2 separate regions of the Mus musculus genome follow, and region 1 is linked to region 2. Evidence: chromatin loops called from intact Hi-C (ENCODE). Cell type or tissue: heart. All regions are shown on one strand. Links, peaks and the distances in the headings refer to the core of each region. The heading gives the core; the rest is flanking DNA.

Region 1 (8,332 bases), core at 289-8,288, 760 kb after region 2:
CTGTCAAATCACCATGCAAGCTGAATGCTGAGTGCTGAATGCTGAGTGCTGAGTGCTGAATGCTGAGTGCTGAATGCTGAGTGCTGAATGCTGAGTGCTCAACTAAGTTACAGTCCTACAGATCTTGATGTCATGACTTCCCTTGTCATGTCTGGTTAATCCCTAAATAACCCAACATCTGCTCCTGTGTCACTAGGGGAAGGAAATCACACAAGCAGCCATTTTGTGCCAAAATGAGTGTGCGTGTTCCTACGTTAGCTGGACCCACCATCAATATTACTGCTCAAACCACTAACTTCTCTCTAGTTCCAAATCCATCTTTATAGAATACTCTTTTCCAACTTCTGAGTTATCTCGGGGTATATTCTGCATGCTTAAGCCAGCCAAAAGGTCTTAACTCAAGCACTTTGCTAGCTGCCCGTCACAAGAATAACATCAATTCTCCCTGAACATTTTTGGAAAATCTTTCCTCCCTCATTTCTTCTTCAGACCATAGAAACATCTCCCCAGTTTGTTGTTGTTGTTGTTTTGTGTTTGTTTGTTTTGTACTGGGGTTGAATCTGGGCCTCAGGCATGCTGGGCAAACATTATCATGTGCTATATCTCCAGCCCTAAATTGCCCCGCCTTACCTTGTTCACTCTAACTCACATAGGCCTTGAAACCAGATTCTCCTGCCTCAGCCTCCCGAGCAGCTGGAACCTCGGAACATCAGGCTAGTGCCATGGGCCTGGCTCACCATGTCACTTTGTGTGAGAGGGTGCGGTATGTGCTTGCATGGGTGTGTGTAAGCATGTGAATGGAGGTTAAAGTCAACAGCAGGTATCTTCCTTAATTGCTTGTTCAACCTATTGAGACAGTCTCTCACTGAGCCTGGAGCTCGGTGATTCCACCAAAACCCTCAAAGATTCCATCTCTTGTGTCCTCCTTCCAAAGCTGAGATCACAGGTGCACGGCAAAGCATCTAGCTTCTTACCTGGGAGCTCAGTCCTCCTCCCACCTGAGTGTAACGCTACTCTAGGCTCCACCTCACTTTGAGTGTTTGTTGCAGAGCTGTATCCTCTTAAAACTTTCCCCCCTCAACGACGATCACAGCTCTGATTTCAAGGTCAACAGAAACCTAAGTTGATCACTTTCTCCGAGAAGTCCCATTACTGTCCTTGATGTGTATGGACTTCAGTAGGTCTCCTATACACCCAATCATCTCCAGTCAGTACAGCTCGTTGCCTCTCTCCAGCTACTGAAGACGTCAGTGTGAGTGCTAAATGAACGATAACTAATGCTCAAAGCTGACTGTGGGGCAAAAGGTAAGGCCTTTCCTGGAAAGCTTCCTGAAAGTTAATCAAGGTTGAATTCTTTGGCAGCTCCATCCGCACCTCCAAAGAGAAACTGATTTTTCTCATTAAAAAGAGATTTAACTCCTGCCTGCTCCCAACATAAACTCATGGCCATGCTTGTGCAAAAGCGGAGCAGCGAACCCAAAGGTGGCAGAAACCTAAACACTGTCTCACTCCACAGAATGTGTGGTAAGAAATATAGCCTGTAAGAGATGATGCATATATCTGAAAGGATTTCCAGACTTAGATTAAGAATTCTAGGGATAGACTGAAAACAAGCAGGGTGGTGGGCATGATGGGAACTGTGTGTGTGGGGGGGAAGGGGAGCAGACATGACTACAGTGATTTATAACCTTAGCCAGAAATTAAGCAACATGAAACCAAAAAGCCCTTCCCACTGGAAATCAATTGACCAGTGTTGAACTTTGAACAAGCTTGCAAACAAGCACTATAGTTTAGTAAAACTCACAGTCTCCTGAGGCACAGTTTTGTATCAAAAAGTTGTTGGTTTCCAGACTAAATCAGATCTATGAATTAGGCTAAATATTTTCTATGTTAGTTTAAGAGAAAGGACCCCCCCCCCCAAACAAAGAGAAGCTACTATTCTTTATGATTCAAAGAGTTCTTTGTAGCTTATTTCCCCCTGCATCCTGCCACCATTAGCTTTTAAAAACATACAAATTGTGAGTTATTTGAAAAATTGAATTGCCTGCAGAGACCAGATTTTTACTCCTCCAGGTCCGGCAGCATCAGGCAGAGCACTTGGGATCACTGTCTCAAAACCTGAGTTTCCAAACAGGTAAAAAAGAATGGTATCAAGTTGGGTGTGGTGGCACAGGCCTTAAATTCCAGCTCTGGGAGGCTAAGGCAGGTTGAGCTCAGTGAATTTGAGGCCCAGCTGTCCTAGTTCTAGGACAGCCAGAATTATCTTATCTCAACAAAATAAAACAAAATGAATGGTGCCACTTAAAAAAAGGGCGGGGGGGGGGGAGAGTGAGAACCAACTAAGAGGAGAAGATGACTGTCAAATGTTTACACAGGTGAGCTAAGTCTGGGAAACACATAGAGTTGGACCATGAATCTGACCTCTAATAATTAAGCAGCTTGTTTGTTGCTTTTGGCAAATAACAGGTTTATTATTCTTTATGGCTCTGTATTTCAATATTTAAATGCCCAGGATATATAAGGGTGAAAGCACCCACCATATTCATCCTGATGCCAAATCAATTATATTTACAAGAGTTACTTTATGCAAATGGAAGCTGCTCAGATGAAAACATGTCCGTGCTCACCTATATCAGCAAATAAATACATTATAATAAAACAGACCTCTAACCTTCATCAATGGTCCCAGGTAAACTGTAAATCATCATTCAAAAAAACATACAAAACACATGTTTTCCGGTGAATTAGCAGTGTCACCTACATATTAAACACACCAGAGCATGCTTCAGTTGCAAGTCTTCATACAGAGTGCAATTTGAAACTTAAAATAATAATGTTGTTCTTCAAGTACTAGATAAGAAAATGTATCTTAAAGTACTGGATAAGAAAATATGTAAGATTAAGGTGTGCTAGTTTAGCCTGGCGGGCCAGTACACGCCTTTAATTCCTGCATGCTGTAGGCAGAGGCAGGTGGATCTTTGTGAGCTCAAGGACAACATGGTCTTCAGAGAGCTCCAGAACAGGGCCTTTGTGAGACTCTGTCTAAGGAGGGGTGGTGATAGGGATGCTAGATGCAGCACTCTATATCATACCAGGCTGGCTTTCCAGTGCTGGTATTAAAGTTGTGGACAAAACCTGGCTTTGATCCCACGACCAAAGATGACAACATCAATTGGCAATGTCTAAAGGTTGGGCAGGCCTGAAATCTTCTAAACTGTTTCCCCACCAAAGCACACATCTCCCATCTCTAACAAGGAAATGCACAGCATCTACAGGAGGTAGGGTCCATACACATCTATCCAAATGTTCCTCCCCAGCCTGGAATAAATTTATCATCACGATTTCTTGCCTTCTTTTCATCCAACCCACTACAAATGATTCTTCTTTCAAAACAATTTTCTTAAACACAGAGGATGAGCTGGACATGTTTTAAATCACTAAGAAAATCTTACCCAGTAAATAGTAGCTAAAATTAAAAAGGAAAGGCCGGGCGTGGTGGCGCACGCCTTTAATCCCAGCACTTGGGAGGCAGAGGCAGGCGGATTTCTGAGTTCGAGGCCAGCCTGGTCTACAAAGTGAGTTCCAGGACAGCCAGAGCTACACAGAGAAACCCTGTCTCAAAAAAAAAAAAAAAAAAAAAAAAAAAAATAAGGAAGACAAGTCTACCTGTCAGCTACAATTGTCTACATGTCTAATTTCTAGGTTGGCTACAGAGGTTCAGTAAACCATGGCAGGGATCAATTCTTTTGTATAGTTATACGTACAGTTATATAGACAGCTACAGACATCAGACCTCGTTTCTAAAACTTCTAGACCAGCCCAAGGATAAAAGGGGGCAAGAGAAGAAAAGCTAATTTCCTCGTTAACAGAGTGGCTCAGTCTCAGTCTACAATTAAGGACCAGTAAGCCCAGGGTCACTTCCCTCTCAAGTGACCTGAAAGCGGAAACACAAAGCCAGGTCAATGTCACTCCAGGGACTGCGGGGTCTTTTTACAACTCAGCATCCTGGGCTCAGCGTCTGACCACAGGGAACCCGATTTATAGGACGGGCTGGACTCTGCTAGAGCCGCCACCCGCAGGGCTGCTCGCAGCACCGCGTCCCAGCAAATCCCGGGGACCTGCGTCCCCAGAGCTTGGCGACCCAACCTACCCTGAGTGCGAAGCCCAAAGCCCGGGAGGACCCGCCAGCCCAATCCCTCCCAGCCGCCGCACCCGACTGTGTCGCCCTCCCTTCCCGGCTTCGCCCTTCTCTCACAGCGCTCGGGCGGGCCCATCCGGGCGGCGGCCCGCAGCTCACTCAGATCCGTGGCAGAATTCAGGCGGATGACATCCGTACACTTTGCTTGCCAGAGGCGGAGGCTGAAGCGAACCGGTCTCCAGAGGCCAGGGTGACTGGCGACAGCGATCTGACAGCGAAGGTACCCGCTTCCTCTCCGCCACGCCACCCAATCACAGCGCTCTGCCGTCACTTCCGCCTAGAAGGTAAGGGAAACGCCGGGCGGAAGAAACTTCCAATCGGACCGGAAGTGGCGGGTCTCGTAGGCAGCGCTGTCTGCTGGAGCCTCGTGGAGAGTGAGGTGAGTGTTGCTGGCTCTTTAGGGATCGCGGGGCGCGGTTCCCCGCACAGTGGTGTTCACGGTGAGCCGACGCGGCGAGGGACTCCGCGCTAAGGGCACTAGGGAGGCCGGGGAGAAGCCCTTTGCCGCGGCCGTCTGCATCGCAGAACCCAGAGGCCGCGCGCTGCCCCCGGGCCGGAGTGCGAGGCTGCTGGAACTGCCCGATTTCCTTGGATTATTTCGGGGATGATGTGCAATAGAAACTTAGGTGCGGGGGATAGTTTGAGAGTGACCAGGTCGCAGGAAGGAAAACAAGCGAAGTTATTTGAGAAATAAGCTTTAAAGCCCTCGGGTAGGTACAGTGCATGTGAAAACGATAAACAAGCGTGTTACTATGACTTGAAGCGAAAATCGTGGACGTGGAAGTGCTAGATAGAAAACCAGTGCAGCAGCTCGTTGAAGACAAACTGGAGATGAAAGTGCAGGGAAGAGAAAACTGGGTAGAAAAGGCAGACACATGAACACACATGCATAAAAGCTGAGATCGGTTGGTCTGAGCTTTTGGATAGAGGAACTGCAGCAGCCCCATAAGCTCTGCGAGCTTATTATATACAGTTGAAAATGAAGAGGGGATTATTGCTTACAACTGAACAAGGAGACAGGGTGATTGTATAGAGATAATATCTAATTGCAATAGGGACAGTCTGTGGGGAGCAGTCTTCAGTCAGTACACATGGTGGTGTGGTGGGAGGGAAGAAGGCTATGGTGAACATTTTCTGGAACACTGTAAACATCCCACTTGAACCAAAGGACCATGATGCCTCTCCTATTGGTCTGGGGCATTGAAGTCCTTGACATGGCTACATTCATGTCAGCAGGACCCATTCACTCTGGGCTTCCTCTGATCTACACACAGGGTCTCTTCGAATCCCAGGAATCTCTCTCTCTGCCTTCCCTGTGCTGGGGTCATAGACCTGCATTTTTCTGTGCCTGGCCTTATGTGTGGGTGCGGGTACTACAGCAGGTACTTTACCATCTGTGCCAAGTTACATGCTTTTGATCATGTAAAAAAAAAAGGTTCCTGTTTGTTAGCTGTGCAGAGTCATTGTATTGCAAAAACTGAATTTTGTTTATTTACACAGATTGCCTTCCCGGTGTCATCAGACAGCCCAGCATGGGGCTTACTAAACAGTATCTGCGCTATGTGGCTAGTGCTGTCTTTGGCTTGATTGGCAGCCAAAAAGGTAACATTGTTTTTGTGACACTCCGTGGTGAGAAAGGACGCTATGTGGCAGTACCCGCCTGTGAACACGTTTTTATCTGGGACTTAAGGAAAGGCGAGAAGGTAAGTCAGAAATAAGAAATGGACACCGTTAAATGACACCGACTCTTGGAAGGGTGAAGTGGGAGAGCCTTGACTGACCTGCCTGCACTCATTTGTGTGTGAGTCCCCCAAGAGATCACTTCCCTTTTATTTTTCTAGACGGCTAGCACCAGATTCTGTTGTGTTCTGAAAGTCACAGCCAAGCAGGAGTTTGCTTAAATGGGTGTGTTCGTTTTCATGGGTTATTATTCTTAGCCATTATTAACTTCTACTTTTGTCGACCGGTTCTGCTTTTCATGTTCTGCTTGTTCTCACAGCCAGCTGTAAAGCAGTAGAATTTCAAAGGACTGTCATTCTGCTGTGTTGTGCAGTCCTTCTCTTAACCATAACTGATGAGATTCATTGGTTGCTTCACTCTGCTTTGACTGTGACAGAAGCTATTCCTTTCTTGCTAAGCACAAAGAGATAAATTATCCCTCTTTACTGTGTGACTCCCAGGAGGTGAGATGAGTTACATATAGATTTATAGATGTAAATATATAGAAGCCTGTTGCTACCCAGAGCTTCTTCTTGGGATGAAACTGTTAGTACTGTAGGTTGAGTTACAACAAGGATGAGTTTATAGCTCTGTATCAGAAATCACTGGGATACAAAGTTGCTAACTTAGCTCATTGCCTGGATCATTTGCATACACACCAGCACCAAGCTTGAGAGGACGTGATGACCTCTTGAGGAGCTTATGGTCTTTGCTTGTCAAGTTTTATCCTCGTGTATCAGTGACTGGAAATTGTTGATATGTGTATGTGTTATATGTTGATATGTGTATGTGTTATATGTTGATATGTGTACTATGTGTTATATGTTGATATGTGTATGTGTTATATGTTGATATGTGTATGTGTTATATGTTGATATGTGTAATATGTGTTATATGTTGATATGTGTTATGTGTTGATATGTGTATGTGTTATGTGTTGATATGTGTATGTACTGAGGTCATTCCTGTGCTGCTGTCTTGTTACATGCCTCACGCTTCTGAGTTGGTTTTCATCTTTATGATTTCAGATCCTTATCCTTCAGGGGAATAAACAAGAAGTCACTTGCTTGTGTCCTTCCCCAGATGGGCTGCATCTAGCTGTTGGCTATGAGGATGGAGCCATCCGAATCTTCAGCCTCCTCAGTGGTGAAGGAAACATAACCTTCAATGGACACAAAGCAGCTGTCACCAGCTTAAAGTACGATCAGCTAGGAGGCAGGCTGGCTTCTGGGTCTAAGGTGAGCCTCAGACAGGTGCCCAGGGTTGTTTCTCACACTTAATATAGGAGCAGATTATTCTCATAAACTGTGCTATGAGATGGGTTGGATTCTCCGTGTCCAAGCTACTATACATTTGGGAGAAAGAGTGAGGAGGATGGGTGCGTATGAGGGAGTGTTCTACTTGTTTCCTGTTCTGTTCTCTGATAAAAGTCTGTGGCATGAAAGAATAACACAGAGGTACTCTGGAATCTATCACTGTGGAAGAGGGACCCCAAACTATATAACCAGGAAGATTAGAAAAGAAGATGGTTATAGTTTGCCAATGAATCTGTTTTACAGGTTGATGAGTTAAAGCCAGGTGTGCTGGTGCACACCTTTAATCCCAGCACTCAAGATTCAGGGCACCTGCATTGCTCTGAAGTAGAGGCCAGTCAGCCAAGCTTTGTCTCTGGGGATACACAGTGAGACCCTCTCTCAAAGAAGGCAAAGAAAAGATCATTGTTTTCCCAGCACAGAGGAGGAAATGCACTATTTGCAATTGTAGCCACTGGGAGAGGAAAATCAGTTTTCTTCAGTGGAGTGACACTGGCTGTATCAGCCAGGCTCCGGGCAGACCCTGTGCTGGGGTGGTTGGCCAACACATATCAGGCTCTGGTTTGCTGTTGCTGCTCTTTATGTTGTTGGTTTGTTTTTAAAAGGAGAAAGAGAATGAAGCTGGGTGGCTCAGAATGTTCAGGGGAAGAATATAAAAAATATATGAAATTCTCAAAAGATAAAAACACGCCAGGCAGTGGTGGCGCACGCCTTTTTTTTTTTTTTTTTTTAAATATTTATTTATTTGTTATATGTAAATACACTGTAGCTGTCTTCAGACACTCCAGAAGAGGACATCAGATTTTTGTTACGGATGGTTGTGAGCTACCATGTGGTTGCTGGGATTTGAACTCAGGACCTTTGGAAGAGCAGTCGGCACTCTTAACCTCTGAGCCATCTCACCAGCCCGGTGCACGCCTTTAATCCCAGCACTTGGGAGGCAGAGGCAGGCAGATTTCTGAGTTTGAGGCCAGCCTGGTCTACAGAGTGAGTAGGGCTACACAGAGAAACCCTGTCTCAAAAAACCAAAAACCAACCAAACAAACAAAAAAACCAAAACCCACAGTGAAGAAAAGATTGATTTTAGATCTTCTTTTAGATT
Region 2 (8,332 bases), core at 161-8,160:
TTTAGGCTTGTATGAGACTGGACCCTCAAAACTATCTTCTATAAGCCCTGGGTCCTCCTAGAAGAGGTGAAAGATACTGAAGTCCAGCTTGCAACTTCCCTGTTGTGAGAACCTCTGCCACTCAGAAGCTAACGCCAGGGTGCCATAGCCTATGGGCCAGCATGAAGACAAAGCTGGGTTTCTCAAGCCTAGTTTGTGAACTACCAGGTGTTGTACAGAGGTACACTGGGGGATGAGGGTGGGGGGAGGGTGTTAGGAAACTCCCGAAACACTGTGCCCAACTTAGTGGCTACTTCTGGGAAAGAAGAGTCTCAGAGTGATCTGTGACTCCCAAAGAATTAGGAATTCCTCCCAAAGGTGAAGGCAAATCAAATACAAATGTCCCCATCAGGAACAGAAGGAAACTTCCCAAAGGAACCGAACACTGGTCTAAAGGAGCCATTTCTAGGTGGACCTGGTGATGCACATCTTTAAACCCGGCAGAGGCAAGTGCATCTCTCTAAGTTTAAGGCCAATCTGTTCCACATAGTTCCAGGTCAGCCAGAGCTGTGTTAAGCAGTGAGACCCTGTCTTAACAAAAGCAAAGGAGACAAACCCGAACAAACCCCATCAACCTACCAAATCCTTTCAACTACCAATGGCATAGAGTTTGTGTGAACCAAAATGGTAAGGAGGAAAGGAAGGTGTGACTGCCTTCCCACTCCTCTGTAACCCACCACACAGCAGCCAAGCACCAGGAGCTGCGGTGTGAGCCTCTGAGCAGGTAGATTCTGCCTTGCTCTAGTCAGTGCCGTTATCTCCTGTGGGCACAGCCAGGTTCTAACTTCCCCAAAGCAAAGCCTGATCCTGAAGGTTCTTGGGAGCTTCTATTTTCTGAAGTACAAAAGGTTCAAGCCTACCCCCAGTATTAATAACTGCAGCCTGCCCAGACCATGAGAAAGAAAGGGGCAAGGCAGGGAGCCACTGCCTTTTAAACCAGTATACCTTGCCGAACAAGCCTCATTTAGTTTCTCTTTTTGACACACGGTCTCATATAGCCCAGCCTGCCATCAAACTTGCTATGCATCCGAAGAGGTCCTCCAACTTCTGACCCACCTGTGAGTACTAGGATTAAAAGCATATGTGGCCAGGCTCAGTTTTATGTGGTGCCAGCAACCAGACCCAGACTCTGTGCAAGCTAGGCAAGCATTCTGCCAATGGCACTATACCCCCAGGACAGCACGACACAACTCTTTAAATGTCAGGTCCCTGGGCACTGCTCTCTCAATACCATTGAGAAATGCTTCCCTACCTTCTCCCTGAAGGACACACTGAGCTGGATCAACTTCCTGCGTGTTAATGGCCCCATACACTTCATAGCCTTGGCACTGGCCTGCCTTCTCCTGGGGGGAGAAGCAGATCTTATGGTTCACTCCTGGGCGGGCACTGTATTCAACTTTATTCAGCTTCCTGAGCCGCTCTACAACCACTCCCTTGGTGATGAGAATCTCTAAGTCCGAGCCGCTGGTCAGCAGATGCTCGGTGAACTCCACTCCAGTCCGCATATCTGCCAGCAGCTGTTCCAGCTGCGCTTTCTGCAGCTGTAAAGCGGTTTCCCTCTGGATCCGTATGTCATCCAGCTGCTGCAGCAGCTTGTCCCGGTGTTCCTCGATGGCTTTGATGTAGCCCTCAGAGAATGTCCGGACGTCAGCTGCCACTGCCTCCACTCGCTCTTGGAGGGCGTTGTTCACACTTTTAATCTGTGCCAGGGCATCTTCCAGGGCTTCCACATGGGGCTGGGTGTCTCGAAGCAGCTCCCGCACAGAATCTCCATGCTTGTGGATGACATTGCTGGTGAAGTCATAGGGGTGCTCTCGGTGCTCCCCAACTACACAGTCCCGACACACCGGCCGGTCACAGAGTTCACAGAACAGCCTCAGCTCCTCTGCAGGGTGAGAAGGACATAGGATGGGCTTTCCAACCTGGCTGTAGCCTTTCAGGTCTTTTAGGTCCACCATGGTGTGATATGTCGTCTTCTTCTGTCGCCTGGAAAGAAGCAGTTGGGGACAGGAAGTGAGGAAACAACTCTAGAGGGGGACAGTTTGGCAAAGAGGTTCTAGGGGTTAGATTTGAGTCACACTCCTCAGAATGTATTAAAAAAAAAAAACTACAGGATCCTTTTTGCTTCATTATTTCTCTACACGGTGAAGCACATGCCTATCTGAGTGTTGTTATTTAGGACACAATACATAAATACTTGAATTTGGCATGGGATACATCTTCAAAGGTGCAGTGCTGAGACTATATTCTGAGAGACTTTTCACTCGAGGTAATCTGGTAAGTTTAGACAAGAGTCACAGCCCACTTCCTAAAGCAGGGTGGAAGGCTAACACCAAGTGGTAAACCAAGCCAGATGGATCTATATAGCAACGAAAGCAGCCAGCTGGCTCCTGCAAACTCTCATGTTTAATTAACATTTTTGTAAAGCAGTTCCCTTGGCCAGTGACTACATCGCATCCACTGGCAGGCCAGAATTCTCCTTAAGAGTCATCCGCATTAGTAGAAAGCGAAATCAATAGGTACTAAGTTCTCTTGGATCCCTCCTTCCTATAGATTTCTAAGGGACTCAGGGAAATCTCTAGGGAAAGGCAGGGACTGCTCACAGAGTTCCCTGGCAACATCCCATCAACCTGAAGTGTGTATGCCTGTTCTGCTACTAGTGCAGATGCAGAGAAAACGGTCAGCTGTTGAGCTGGCAACAAGACAGTCATAGGGATAATCACAAAGTTACAAATAGAGAGCTAAGACAACTGTTCTGTTGGTAAGGCCAGAAAACAAGGGGAGGCCAGAACTCAGAGAGAGAGAGAGAGAAAAAAAAGCCAGTTCTAGATTAACCCAAAACCTTGTTTAGTTTTGTATTCTGATGCACTAGAGTGGGATGGAAGAGAAAATGGGACAAAGACTAGCATCTAACAAGCTATTCCGTGACTGTGATAAAAGGCAAAACACCCCAATTACCAGCCTGCTGTCCAGGTCAGAGGTCTGAGTTAAGGCACAGTCAATGGACACCTACACTGAGGTGACCTGTTTAGTAAAAAGAGCAAAGAAGAAGGAACTAGGTCTGAACTGAGGATTCGGTTCAGTTACATGATTACCAGCTGTGGGACTTGGGCGAAACACAAACCACTGCTGGGCTTCCATCTCCTCATTTACTAAAGAGGGGTGAAGTAGCACCCACCTTTCGGTAAGAGTTACAATGATCAGATGAGATCAAGCGCAGGGTGTATGCTAGCACAGTAATCCTCTCTCCAGCACACGGTCCGTTTTCAATAGATTAAACAATTGGTGATAGAAGAAAACTCAAGGTGCTCTATAAACCGAAACCTGCCCTGCTTTTGTTACTACAGCTATCAGGTCAGCGGTGCTAACCTCCGTTCTAGAGCTTGCGATCTGTTTGCACAGTGTTCTTTGCACTTTGACAGTGTCTGCGAAAGCCTTCTTTTTGACCTGCTCACCAAAGGGATCTGTGTCTTGCTTTCTTTGCACTCTACTCTTACGCCACAATAAACGGGGTACTCCCTCTTTACCTATGAGCCTGGCAGCAGAAGTGGCAGAGATTGGCTTTGCAGGTCTGACACCTCTTCTCTACTTCTCTGTCGCTGCACAGGTCACACACCAGGCCCTGGCCTTCCCCACGCAGGTTCTCCAGCAGCACATCATTCATGGCCAGGTGGTCTACCGTTAAAGCCTTCACTCCACCCAAGGGCAGGTCCACTTGAGCATCACATACCGGACAGAGGATGCCGATCTGTGGCTGCAGGCTACATAACTCGGGGTCCTGGAATACTGACCCCTCAGAGCTTGTATCTGAGTCACCCCCACGGATGTCCACTACTGAGAATGGATCCAGCTTTTCCAGACACGTGGTGCACACTGTGTGCAAGCAAGGCAAGAGCCTGGGGACTTTGAAAAGCCTCAGACATGTAGGACAATGAGTCTTGCCTGAGCTTCCAGACGCGTTCGCATCTTGGAGTTTGTGCACGAAACCCAGAAGCGGCTTCCTGATTTCTGACATCTTCCCCACGTATGTACCCAGTATCACAAAAGGCCCTGCGCAGTCCTCTAATGCAGGTTAGATTTACTCAAAGACAGAGTTCCAAGATCTTGAACACTGACCATGAGGACTCTCGTGTTGCCAAGTAAAAGGACAACCAGAAAGAGAACGCCTCTGAGGAACCATCCACAGATCTCCGGATTTGTGGTTTGGCCCTTCCTTTCCACTGCATCCCACACCAGTCACAGCCACACCCTCCTGGATCACCCACATCGTCCTCCTCGCAAGCGCTTCTAGAGCTAGTCCCCAGCTAATTCTGCCACCACCACCCTGACCCCAGCATTTCTTGTCCTCCAAGGTCACCCTCCCTCCCGCCCCCACCACGCCACAAGCGCGCCCTCCGGGCGATGAGGTAGTGGGTCCTCGGGCTCTCCCAGAGTGAGGGGCCAGGGGCAGCCGCCTCTCTGGTTTGCCTAGGAGGCCCTAGAGCCGTCGCCCCGCCTCACACCAATCCCAGACCAGGATTCTCCGAAGAATCCAATCACCGTCCGAAAGGGGCGGGCCTCGCAGTTCGGAGCCATGTCGTCCTCCAGAGTGACATCACTGTCATCCAATAAGTTCAGCAAGGTCCACATCCTCGCCGGCCACTCGCGCGGCGAAAGGAGAGGGAGCAAGGGAGGGCCTCGTGCAGAACCGGGAGGAGGAGTCTGGGAGTGAGCGGCGTAATGTGGTTGGCGTCACGAATGTGAGCTCCTGCCGCCGGAGAGGCCTCTGGATCGTTGAAAAGCCTGCGCTGAGGCTCCACCCCAAACTCAGATAGGGTTCTCCCATTGGTGCGTGGTACTGTCAGTCGGCCGAGGTGTAGCCCGAAGCATTCTGGAAGTTGTAGGCAGGCTCTCGGTTGCAGAGGCTATAGCGAATCAGCGGCCACCGGGTCAGTTTCCTTTCTGGGTTTTCCAAGTATTTTTTCTGCCCTGGAATCTCTTACGTACAGCGTGCTCGGAACCAGAACCCTCTCAGCTGGCTAGCTTCTGGCATTTTCCAGGGCAAGGGTACCTCCGTGTCTGGTTCCAGAACTAAACTTAACTGAAAAGTTTAGAACTGCTGCTCCGCGGAGCTCCACTGAGTTTCCCGGGTGGAAGCTGCTTTGAATCATTCAAGACCAAGACCGGAGAGACACACCTCACCAGAATTCTACAGTAACAGAAGTTGTCAGGGTTGCGGGGGGTGGCCTACAGAGCAAGTTTGGCATTTGTTTTTACAATCAAGGGGAGCTCCTGGTTGGTCACAATGGGGCAGTGGAGGATGTCACTGGGACAAGTCCCTTGTAGGTCCGACTAGTTAAAAAGTTGGGCACACCTGGTCCCTGAGCATAATTATTTCTTTGACGCCTTAAAGAATTTGCCAAGAGTCTCAGATTCATTCATTTGGAGACTGTTTCCTACACATGGGGTCTAAGGCACTGACTGATCTCTGAATCCAAAAATTGTAATAGCATGGCTCCGTAGTTGCTATCTGTTCCCATTCTTCAGATGCGTAAGCCTCTGTCTATCTCACTGTTTTCCTTTACAGTCTTCCATATATGATTTCAACCCATGCATCACTGTTTCAGGGACCTCTTTATTAGAGATGTCATAGTATAGGCATAGCTGTCGAAGCCTATGCTTTTACGAAGTATGGGCCTTCGGTGGAAAGAGCCCCAAACTATGAAAAGATGAAATTAAAAGAAAAAAAAAGAATTATCTGACTCTTCGTAAAATATGTTAAAGTAGAGATGTAGCTCACTGATCCAGTATTTGCTTAGTATGTTGAGACTCTGGGTTCTGTCTGTGGTACACGTGTGAACACAGACACCACACACACACACACACACACACACACACACACACACACACACACACAGGTCTGATTTGGTCTTTATTGTGAGGGTCTCGAGAGCTGGTTCTAACTTTAGCATAAGTAAAAACGTTATCTGCTAATGAATGGCTCAAAAGCCATTTTTACATAACAGTCACATGACCTCCCAGTGTAAGGAGTCGGCAAAGGTCTTAAAAGTGAAAGTGGTCCTTACCCAGACTTCTCCAGCCTTTCTCTCCTGCGCTGCCCTGGCCGAGTCCCCTCGCTTCACCGCAGTATGCTGAAGCAAATTCCAAAAGCGGTGTGGACTTGGCTTTGCTATATAGTGTTGCTCTGAACCTGCCCTCCTCTGTGCTTAGCCATGCTTTGTCTTATCTCTTATTCATGCCATATATTATATTTCCCATAGGGTGTATTCTGACTTCTCTGTTGGAGGAGTGCTGTATAATTTATATGCATTATCTCATTTAATCTCCCAACAGCTTATAATAGAGCTGCCTGGGAGGGGTCGAGTGGTCAACCCAAGCTAGCATCTGGGATGGGAACAACAGTCTTAAGATGTCATGCCTAAGATTCTGCCCAGTCCCCTCTGTCCTTCCCTTTCTCAGCTTCTTGCACATCAAATCCCTACCTGCCTTCCATGGAGAGAGAAGATGGGGCTATCTGGAGAACATCTTTCCGTTCTACTTAAAAGTCTATGCATCTTCTCTCCTTTCTCACGCCATTGATTGCTGGTTTTCTCCCAACCTCTTCTGCCTCTCCTTATTTTGCTAACACTTTTCAGTGAGTCCTTTACACATTCTTTCTCCCGAGGACTGTGATGAAGTCCTGAAAGAAAACTCACCCTCCCTTGATCCAGTTCCCCTCAACTTAATTAGCGCTGGTGGCTCTCACCACTGTGGTTCTTAAACTTTGTGCTAGTCTCATCACCGATGTTTTGTTCTTTCTCTTTGGTGTGTAGAGAATGAGTGACAACATTCCTGGACTTTTCTCAGTACTCAGCCACGTTAGTGTTTGCCCTTGCTGTGTCCCAGGGTGGTTTCGTGGCTCCTTTGTTGGCCCCCACTGTATTTCCTCTTAAAGAGCTGAGTCCCCAATTTATATTTCCAGTTCTGACTAACCCCTCCCCAGAGCTTTTGTCATAAATGTCTGTTATAGCTCTGCTCCAGGACGTTGCCTTCGCCTAACCCCATCTTCAGTGACTCGAGGCTTCTCTCTTCATTGCATTCTGTGCTCTTAGTCTTCTGGTTTCACTCTCCCAAGGGGAAGCTCACTCTCCCAACCTGAGATCTTATCATCTTCTTGGCTTCCTTTCTTGTTTTCCACATCCAGGCAGGCATCAGTTTCTTTCCATCCGCATTGCCAACACCTTAGTGCATAGAAATTTTAAGATGGTACAAGACCTTATCACTCTCTCAAGTACCACAATAGTCTCTGGATTATGGTTGACTTCCTTTTGTGAAATAGCTAATTTGATCTTCCAGGTTAATTGTAAAACCACATTAAGCCTTCATTCTAAAACGTTTCCCTTACAGACATATAAACCCGGACTTTTAGGTAATCCCTGAAGTTTGACAAGCACCTTTCTTGCTCTTTGTCAGTTTGTCCTGCCTTTATTTTTAAAACTTCTCCTTCTTTCTGTGGCAGGAGACCTTTCTGTTACCTCCCCAGAATCTTGCTGTTGTTTCTAAGCTCCAGCTTGTATTCTAATGGCTTCCTTGTGAGTTTGGAGATTTAGCACAGTGATATGATTTGATACTGAGCACCCCTCAAAAAAAAAAAAAACACTAAAGGAAATCAATCTTCTGCCTATATTATTTATGTTGCGATATTTGTCTACCTTATAGTATTGTTTTATTATGTTTGTGTACATATTTATATAGACTTATGTATAGATTGTGTATATTGTGTGTAGATATGGCATACAAATATATGTTTTCTGTCTCTCTGTTAAGATAAAGGAAACCAGCTGGGCGTGGTGGCGCACGCCTGTAATCCCAGCACTCGGGAGGCAGAGGCAGGCAGATTTCTGAGTTTGAGGCCAGCCTGGTCTACAAAGTGAGTTCCAGGACAGCCTACAGGGCTACACAGAGAAACCCTGTCTCGAAAACAAGAAGAAGAAGAAGAAGAAGAAGAAGAAGAAGAAGAAGAAGAAGAAGAAGAAGAAGAAGAAGAAGAAGAAGAAGAAGAAGAAGAAGAAGAAGAAGAAGAAAAAGTAAACCATTGGCAACCAACCCAGTGCCTGCATAGTAGGCATTTGATAAAGACATGTTAATAGGGAGGCAGAAACTGGTTATCTCAAATAATGAGAAAACTTAACAAGACCATGTTCAACCACGAATTTTGTGGATACACGATATGGGTTGAGACCATATGGCTAAGATGTACTAACTGTATTCCTTTGTCAGAGCTGATTCATTTCTTGCTCCATGATTACGCATC

Evidence for each region. Peaks named below come from ENCODE experiments on the same cell type or tissue, not always from the same donor. Only the 100,000 strongest peaks of a DNase experiment are listed, where the experiment ranks them.
Region 1: a loop joins it to region 2, with 4 times the contacts of the local background. A loop is called at or near these places in 2 of 42 quality-filtered maps.

What each region holds. Positions count from the first base shown.
Region 1 is chr3:100,158,589-100,166,920 of GRCm38, reverse strand. Wdr3 (WD repeat domain 3) reads left to right here and starts at 4,514. Exons shown (of 27, transcript NM_175552.5): 1 at 4,514-4,577; 2 at 5,699-5,901; 3 at 6,946-7,155. The coding sequence starts at 5,731. Gdap2 (ganglioside-induced differentiation-associated-protein 2) reads right to left here and starts at 4,458. Exons shown (of 14, transcript NM_010269.3): 1 at 4,256-4,458. In heart, for the core only: no CTCF peak of the experiment used is centred there; a DNase peak (open chromatin) is centred at 4,420; H3K4me3 peaks cover 2,214 bases; H3K27ac peaks cover 1,748 bases.
Region 2 is chr3:100,918,634-100,926,965 of GRCm38, reverse strand. It overlaps Trim45 (tripartite motif-containing 45), which reads right to left and starts at 4,473. Exons shown (of 6, transcript NM_194343.2): 1 at 3,567-4,473; 2 at 1,292-2,025. The coding sequence starts at 4,054. In heart, for the core only: no CTCF peak of the experiment used is centred there; DNase peaks (open chromatin) are centred at 1,615, 2,715, 3,755 and 4,615; H3K4me3 peaks cover 2,172 bases; H3K27ac peaks cover 2,298 bases.